Linked DNA regions of Homo sapiens: region 2 is linked to region 1. A link is an interaction called in ENCODE POLR2A ChIA-PET data of the cell type or tissue named here. Cell type or tissue: Panc1. All regions are shown on one strand. Links, peaks and the distances in the headings refer to the core of each region. The heading gives the core; the rest is flanking DNA. Region 1 has its middle 15 kb from the start of MFGE8. Region 2 overlaps ACAN (aggrecan).

The links. Peaks named below come from ENCODE experiments on the same cell type or tissue, not always from the same donor. Only the 100,000 strongest peaks of a DNase experiment are listed, where the experiment ranks them.
Region 2: POLR2A ChIA-PET joins it to region 1 with 11 read pairs; 2 of 35 experiments call an interaction of 5 or more read pairs at or near these places.

The regions. Positions count from the first base shown.
Region 1 is chr15:88,926,660-88,931,046 of GRCh38, reverse strand. No RefSeq gene overlaps it. Among named protein-coding and RNA genes, the nearest start is that of MFGE8, 15 kb to the right of the region's middle. In Panc1, for the core only: no CTCF peak of the experiment used is centred there; no DNase peak of the experiment used is centred there; H3K27ac peaks cover 2,026 bases.
Region 2 is chr15:88,866,985-88,871,371 of GRCh38, reverse strand. ACAN (aggrecan) reads right to left here. Exons shown (of 19, transcript NM_001369268.1): 14 at 3,043-3,156. Among named protein-coding and RNA genes, the nearest start is that of HAPLN3, 26 kb to the left of the region's middle. In Panc1, for the core only: no CTCF peak of the experiment used is centred there; no DNase peak of the experiment used is centred there.

The DNA.
Region 1 (4,387 bases), core at 117-4,116:
ACTTCTAAACCATTGATTACTCTTGCCTGCCTCTGACCTTTGTATACATGGAACCACAGAACATGTCCTCTTTTGTGTCTGGTTTCTTTTGCTCAACATTCTGTTTATTGAGGTAATGGTAAACAAAGTGGATTTGATTGTATATGCGAAACAAAAACAAAACAAAACAAAACACATAAAATCCACTGGAGGGGTACAAACATTTTGGAACACTGGCAGCATCTACTCAGCTAAGTATGTGTGTGCTTTATGATTCAGCAATTCCTAGGTAACCACTCAACAGATATGTAGGCATATGCTCACCAAAAGACATGTACAAGAATGTTACAGGCCTAGGCTAGAAATAACCAGATAGGCGTTATTATTACTCCATGTTACAGGTTAGGAAACTGAGGCTCAGGCAGAGATTGAGGAACTTGCCTAAGATCACCTACTTGGTATATGGCAAAACCAGCCTTCAAACCCAGGCTGACAAAGTCCTGCCAGGGCTGGCCCTTGTCTGACTCCATGCCTCTTGGGTTCTACTCTCCTGCCCTCATTCTCTTGATCAATCAGCCAGGCTTGTGCCTTTCTCAAGGCGTTTTTTTGTTTTTATTTTTATTTTTTATTTTTTTGAGACGGAGTTTTGCTCTGTTGCCCAGGCTGGAGTGCAGTGGCACTATCTCGGCTCATGGCAACCTCTGCCTCCTGGGTTCAAGCAAGCATGTCTGGTTAATTTTTGTAGTTTTAGTAGAGACAGGATTTCACCATGTTGGCCAGGCTGGTCTCGAACTCCTGACCTCAAATGATCTACCTGCCTCAGCTTCCCAAAGTGCTGGGATTACAGGCATGAGCCACTGCACCCGGCCGCATCTTTCTATATTCCTTTTTATTTGGGTAATTTTCTTTCAGCATATTTGTCCAAAGCTGAATACTTGTGTAACTGCCCAAGAGGTTCACCTTGCCCACTGCCTAGACAGAGCCAATTCATCAAGAAAGGGGAATTGCAATAGCTAAAGAGTAATTCCTGCAGAGCCAGCTGTGCTGGAGACCGGAGTTTTATTATCACTCAAATCAGTCTTCCCAAGCATTCAGGGAACAGTGTTTTTAAGGATAACTTGGTGGGTGGGGGGATGCCAGTGAACCAGGAATGCTGATTGGCCAGGGATGAAATCATAGGGAGTTGTGGCTGTCTTCTTGTGCTGAGTCAGTTCCTGGGTGGGAGCCAGAAGATCAGATGAGCCAGTTTATTGATCTGGGTGGTGCCAGCTGATCCATCCAGTGCAGGGTCTGCAAAATATCTCAAGCACTGATCTTAGGAGCAGTTTAGGGAGGGTCAGAATCTTGTAGCCTCCAGCTGCATGACTCCTTAACCATAATTTCAAATCTTGTGGCTAATGTTAATCCTACAAAGGCAATCTAGTCCCAGGCAAGAATGAGGTCTGCTTTGGGAAAGGGCTGTTACTGTCTTTGCTTAAACTATAAACTAAGTTTCTCCCAAAGTTAGTTCAGCCTATGCCCAGGAACGAACAAGGACAGCCTGGAGGTTAGAAGTAAGATGGAGTCAGTGAAGTTAGATCTCTTCCACTGTCTCAGTCATAATTTTGCAAAGGTGGTTTCCATCCCTCCCTTTGGTTTTATAACACCTTAATCTTAAGGTGTAGGCTATGAAGATGGGAAAAGGCCGTTGATCACTCTGGCTTCTTTCTGCTGACAGGGAATGTAGTGGGAATGGGAGTGAACCCCAAGGTGAGAAGAATGGAACTACTTTGCAATTGTCTGAGTATACTCATGCAGGCCTGGTTGAGCTTCTGAGGCTTGCGTGGCAAAAACATTAGTACTCTCATCTATAGTTTTACTACAGTGTTTAAGTGAACAGCCTACTGTAAGGTAAATAATAAGTCCTAGGATGAAGAGTACAATTCTAAATTTTAAAAGCAAAGATTTGAAAACGTTAGTTTGGGGACTTCTAACCCATAAAGAATTTAGAATTTAGTCTAAACTGCAGGAAAAACCTCAAGAACAGCTAACAGTGTACTATAGTTTTTCTTCTGAAGCATAATTTTTCTCTCTCCAGTCCCCATTTTTATTAAAAACCTATTATGATGGAACTGATTTGTTTATAAAATAAACTTTAGCCTTACTGTACTCAGCCTGATTATTTACATAAAGTGAAGCAAAAATAATTATTTTCCACTTAGGCTTTTAAAAATTGGCTTTAATAGAACTCTGTTCCATGAGGAATCTCAGATAAGACTTTTTAATAGCCGAGCCCAGCCATGGGTTTGTACCCTCAAATACCTATGAGTTGGGCAAATTCCTCTCCTCTTGGGGTCCCAAGGTAACTTGGGGTTCCTGGGCCAGTTAGAAAGTGACATTCTTTACTTATCACAGGTCAGGAACCCTGCACAGGGACTCTATTGTGGACAGGGCATGAGGCCAGATGCCCTAATGGGCTTTAATTGGCTTTATAAGTCAACTTTGATTCCTTAAAAGAAGCATGCCATTCCAGTCAAAGCCTTCATAAAATAACCAATTTCTCCAATTGTGTCCTGTTACAAAAGAAAACAGATTCTTATTGCACTTATGCAATTAACTATGCTGCCATAAATTGAGAATACTCACAAATAGTTTCCAAATTCTGGAGAAATAAAGTAGAGAGGAATAAATATGCTCCAAATTTTGTTCACAGGAGTATATTTTACTCAGTTGTTGAAAGTTGCAAATAGCTCTAAAGAAATAAGTTCTCTTGACTCTGAAAACAAAAGGTTTAGCAATATTTAACACATTAGCTCTCCCTGAGAGTCCTAGAAGTTTGTTTTCTTCCTCTATTCCAATAGCACAATTTTTAAACTTATCTGAGACCTGCACTGAGAGTCCTATATCTGATTATAAACTGTGTTTTGAAAAGGACTAAAGTAGGCTCGGTGCGGTGGCTCATGCCTGTAATCCCAGCACTTTGGGAGGCTGAGGAATGTGGATCATGATTTCTGGAGTTCAAGACCAGCATGGCCAAGATGGTGAAACCCCGTCTCTACTAAATATACAAAAAATTAGCCAGGCTTGGTAGCGGGCATCTGTAATCCCAGCTACTTGGGAGGCTGAGGCAGAGAATTGCTTGAACCCGGGAGGCGGAGGTTGCAGCGTGCCAAGATTGCACCACTGCCTTCCAGCCTGGGCGACAGAGTGAGACTCTGTCTCAAAAAAAAAAAAAAAAAAAAAAAAAAGAAGTAAAGAAGAGGACCAAAGTAAGACAAAAGATCTGTGGATGACAAAAGTCTATAGCCACTATTAAAGCTACAATTGACTAGGAATTTTGGTTACTTCTGTGGCATACAACAATTTTACATAACAATTATAATTATTGATAATGTATGCTAAATTATCTCAACATTATAGAAGTTTCCCATAATTTTGGAACACATACCAATAACATATTTAAACAAACACAGTCCAAAGAAAACGAAACACCATTCACTCTTCTATTTGAAGGGTTTTTTTCTATTCTAATGTCACAATCTCCCAGAGTTATTCATCAGAAATCTGCATTTAGGAGCACCTGTTAAATTTTACAGTTGACTATAAAATCATCTTTTAAAGAGGACCAAAGTGAGATAACAATTGTCTGGGATGACAAAAACATTTTAGGGCACCACAGTTAAAGGCAAAATTGACAAGGAAATTTACCTCTGTGGCACACAGTCATTTAACATAATAATTATAATTATTACTGATAAAACATACTAAGTCATATTTGAGTTACAGCAGTTTTACATAATTTTGGAACATATACCAACAACACATTTACACAAATATAGACCAAAGAAAGCCAAACACCATTTCATATTTGACAATGCTTCCTGTATGATTTTTGTACCAAATAAGCCAAATGTCATTTTTGGACTTTAGAGGACCTAATATCTAAAATACTGGGCTACAAAGAGACATAATCTATAATTTGATTTTGGAAAGTTTGTTAAATATCAAAGGCTTAAAACACTGGATATCACAAAAGAGAATCCCAGGTCACTATAAGTTATTCATTTGCCCAAAATGATAACTCCAAAAAGAAGTTTTAAAAAGAAAGCCTTTACTCTGAGAGAGGAGACTTAGCTTTCCAAACAAGACCCAATAAAGATAGTATGAGGCTAACTAAATTTGTCTCTTCTCTCTTTTCCCTTTTTTCCCTGCCATTTACCCAAAGGAGAAAACAAAACCATTTCATTATCTTTTATCATTACATAAAAATCATTTTCAAAAGAGAAAACCAAATTTCATGTTTGCTTTAGTGCATCTTTAATGTTAAGGCTAGTTTCCTAAATAAAATTTTATATCTCTATTCAGTTGTAATTAGTTTGACCATAAGGTAAGGTTTTCTAGAACCCTTTACAATTTTCCATCAAACAGC
Region 2 (4,387 bases), core at 1-4,000, 60 kb after region 1:
GGTCAGGGGCTTGAAGGGAGGGGCAGAGGCCACCAGGGGATGGCAGATGCTGCCAGTCTTATGGCATAGGTTCCTGCGTTCACCCCACCTTCCATGCTGTGCCCTCAAGGGAAGGGAGAGGCACAGCTGGAGGAGTTCAGGTTGGAAACTGGTCTGGTCCCTGGGAGCCTCTGCACATGCTTCCACTCGGGAAAATGCCAGGGGCCCTTTCCTTCCCTGATGCCACGCCCTCCCCCCTCACCCTCTCCCAAGCTTTCCTCCTCTTGATGCCTGCTCTGCTGGGCCGGCAGAGGTCAGCAGTCCAGTTCAAAAGAGGTGGGAAGGTGAGAGGTCTTGAGATTTAAGGCAAAACATGGTTCTGTGGCTCTGGGGGGCTCCAGGGAGAGAGGGAGTGGAGCTGTGGGGAAGTGTGTGGAGGCAGTGGAAGCTGGTAGCGCTGGGGCATGGAGCGGAGCTGGCAGTTTCCTTCCTGCAGAACCTCAGGTGGGAACAGAGGAGCAGAAATAAGTCTGCTTGGGGTCTGGAGAAGACTCAGAGCTCTAAGGCTGTTGATCAGAGTTGGCTTTAGTTAAGCACACTGTGCCTGCCTCTTGCAGGGGTCAGATAGCCCATTGGGGGTCTGGGATCCAGGGGCCCTGGCTTTTTATTTTGGGGGTGAATGGGAAGAGGGGAGGAGCTTCTCTCCTCACAAACCTAAATTCGTAATGGGTTCTCAGTCTGGAGAAGGGGCTGGCTTGGAGTTCTTGGACAGCCTAGGGGACAGGCGGAGCCATGCTGAGCTGGCTCACTCAGCTTTGAGAGAGCTCATTGTTAGTGTCTCCTCTCAACCTCGCCTTCAGTGACATCATGTTGATAGCTTTAAACTGGCCCCGGTGGAAGCATTTACACCTCAGGAATTGGCAGATGCTACAATCAGGGCTCCTTTCTCCTCTATGAGAGCTGGTTGTTAAACATCTGCCAGCACAGTGTGGGACAGAGTGAATTCCAAGGCCCCCCTTCTTCCTTCTTCCCCTGGGATCTCCCAGGTGGAGGGTCACAAACCCCTCAGGCTGCATGGTGGTCTCCCTGATTGGGTGCCACCATACTCTGGCTGTCCTGGAATGGAAGGACCAGTACCCGAGGGGAAGGAGTCTTAGGCTGAAGGGGTGGATGCTTGGCAAAGTGGGGGAGAGACAGTTGGGGACAGTGGAGGGAGAGCAGAACAGGGGGTCAGCAGCTTGAGAAGAAAGAACAGAGCTGTAGGAGGGGCCGTGGAGGCCTCTGGTGCCTCAGCTATGAATGCCTTCCCCAAGGGGTGAGGCTGCAGTCTGGAAAGAGGTGGAGAGGCCTCAGACTAGCTCAGCACTCTGAAGAGGCCAGAGATATCATCTTAGGGCTGACTTAGGGGGTCAGTTTTTGGCCCCTTCAGTGGCTAAGGGCTGAGCTGGGCAGGCAGAGCTGGAGGGTGCAACTTCTCTGGGAGGTGGGTATGGGAGGGCAGGGCTGTGCAGGCTGAAGATTCTTAGGAAACAGAAACAATTCCAGACTGAAAGAGGTAACAGGGACAGAGCCAAGGCAGGAGGCACCGTGGAGTGGTGAGGACTCAGGATTGGAATGGGAGAGGAGATGCAGCCCTGCTTAGCTGGGCCCCCAGGCCCAGGGCCGAGCTGGGTGGCTCTGTCACCATCTCTCTGCCCCATCAGGGTACAGAGCCCTGTGAGGGTCCTGCCTCCATTCCAGCAGAGCCCACTTTTCCAGTCTGGAACCAAATAGCTGTTGTCGGCATGGAAGTCCCAGACTCTTCTACCCTGTGGCAAATGTTGTGGTATCATGGGGAGAAAATCCTTGTAGTCTCTGCTTCCACCCCAGCCAAGACCCCATATACCAATTTCTTGGGGTCTTGGGGTGAGGATGGAGGGTGGGAGGCTGCAAGGGAGTAGGAGTGTCCAGGCCTTTTTTTTCCCAAAAGTCTTAAGTTCCTCTACCAGTCTGTAACCTTGGCAGTGCCTCAAAGGAATATGAAACCCAAAACTACCTCCTCACACTGCTTAGGACCAAAGGGAGACTTCCCAGGAGTTTCACCTGCCTTCTGGAAGTTTCTGGGTATCCAACTTGAGAGTTCATTGAAAAGGATTTTAAGCCCCTACACACTTCCAGTTCTGTCTGGGCCACTGAGACAAGTATCCAAAGGTCTCATCTCCCCTTTTCTGAGCTGGGAAATCCCCGAGATCCAGGCGGCTGGTGGGGAGACTAGGAAGCACCAAAGGTGAGAGAGCTGAGGGTTCAGTCTGTCCCTGGGAGGGTTCCTGGTGCACAGCTCCTTTTGGTAGAAGTGGTGCAGAAATGGAGAGGTTGGCAAGGCCCAAGAGAGGTAACTCAGTCCTCCCCCTTGTAACACAGTTCTGTTCTCTCTGGCCACCCTTTGCCTTGCACAAGGGAGGGAGAAAGGAAGCATAGGCTGGCATGGCATTGCCATGGCAGCTGTCACAATAGTGATGAGAAGAAGGTGACATGCAGCAGTCCTTGCTCATGCATGACTTGAGCATGCTGATGACACGGGAGATCTCAGGCAGACCAACCACAGCTCTTGCCCCAGGAGAAGAGAAAGGCAGCTTGGCCAATGTGGCACAGTGGCTCCCAGGGCCATGAAGGAACCACAAAGGTCCCATGCCCATGACCACACTGAGAAGATCCGTGGCTGTCATCTGGAATGAGAACCAATTACTCCCACCCCATAGCTTCCTTCAAGACAAGTGCTCAGAATCAGCCCTGTCCTCTTAGTCTGAACCATACACCAACCTCGGTGGTGGCATCAGTAGATCTGGAAGCCCTGGAGAAAGTCAGATCAGCCAGTGCTCCAGAAAAGGGTTTTCAAGGAGGAGAGCAAGAAAAAGAGTGGGAATCAGTGGGGCAGAATTTTCAGTTGTGGCCCCTGAAATGGCTCTCCAGATGAACCTCGGGGGCCCCAGCCAGGGCCTGGAGCCTGTTGTTAGGAGGGAAAGGTGAGGGAGGAGGAGGGGGTGCAGCAGTTAGTAACATTAGCTGAAGCCAAGACGGCCGTACCAATCTCACACAGGTCCCCTTCGTAGCTGGGAAGGCATAAGCATGTGAAAGAGTCGATGGCATCCACGCAGGTGGCTCCATTCAGACAAGGGCTTGAGAGGCACTCATCAATGTCTGCAAGAAACCAAGGGCCACCATTAGGACTCCTGCCGGCAACTCCAGCCTCACAAGCACTGTGGCCTCCTTTTGAGTGGCCAGTCCTGCTGCTCTCCAGACCCCTGGGAGGGAACTGGCTGGTTTTCCTGAGAACTGTTGCTGCTGCTGCTGCTGCTGCTGCCATCTTGGAGTGCTGAAGCAAAGATCCAGACAAGGGTTTTCTTGGGCGTGTGTGATTCTTGATTGGTAAACTTGGAGCACTGGAGCCAGATTTCCCAGTGGTTTGAAGAGATCTGATAGGTCTAAAGCCAAATGTCTTTTCTGACGGGGAACATAGAGTTCCTCCAAGATGCCTTCTCTTGTGAATATTTTGAGAGACCATGGATTCTGAAGTGGTTATGAACGTGGTGGTGAGCAAGGAAACTGAAGTCAAGTTCCTGAAGCTTGGTTAGAGGTCTTTCTTTTCCTGGCTTCCTTTGTAGTTATGACCCAGAGAAAGAGGGCAAGGCTGTGTGGGGCTAGAATGAATGACCTCGAAATGGTCTGAAGAGTGTAGATCCATATGAAAATGGCAGCATGGGATGTTTGCGTGAGACCCATCAGAGTTCTTGGGCTGCAGACATCTTTGTCTTCAGTAGATATTATTTTAGAATCTCTTATAAAAATGAAGCCTGAATCTTTCTCTCGGGAGAGGGATGGAAACCCTGTCCAACATTTCCCCATATAATCTCCTTTCAGCTTAAGGCCCCAGAAGGTGGCTATCTCCAGGGAGACACAAGTTCTAGAGGGACTCCATCCTGGCCAGTGGGAGACAAGCGTTCGGAGCTACAGAGGTGGTTAGCAAGTGGTCGCACAACAGCACTGGCACCAGTCTGGGATACAGGCACATCCCCATCCTCTGCCTCTTTTCAGATAGGCTCTTCTCTTCTGTTCTTCTGGTCCTGAGATATCCTTTCTGATCAAACTTCTTTGTGGTACTTGAATTGGTAAGTCATTGGCCATTGCCTCAAATTTTCATGAATTAGCCAAGGTGAGAACTAAATCTCCTCATCTGGTCTTTCTGCATCTTGCTGAGAAACCAGAAGACCTGGGGGATCTCTTCTGCTTTCTTCATATTTGTACTTCAAAGGTTCCTGCTGTTTTATCCCCCAACTTGGTTTCCTCCCCTGGGAACATGATAAATGCTATTATGAAGCTCCTCTTGCCAGGAGATCAGTAAAATTCTGCAGTGAGTGGGTTCCACTGGCTA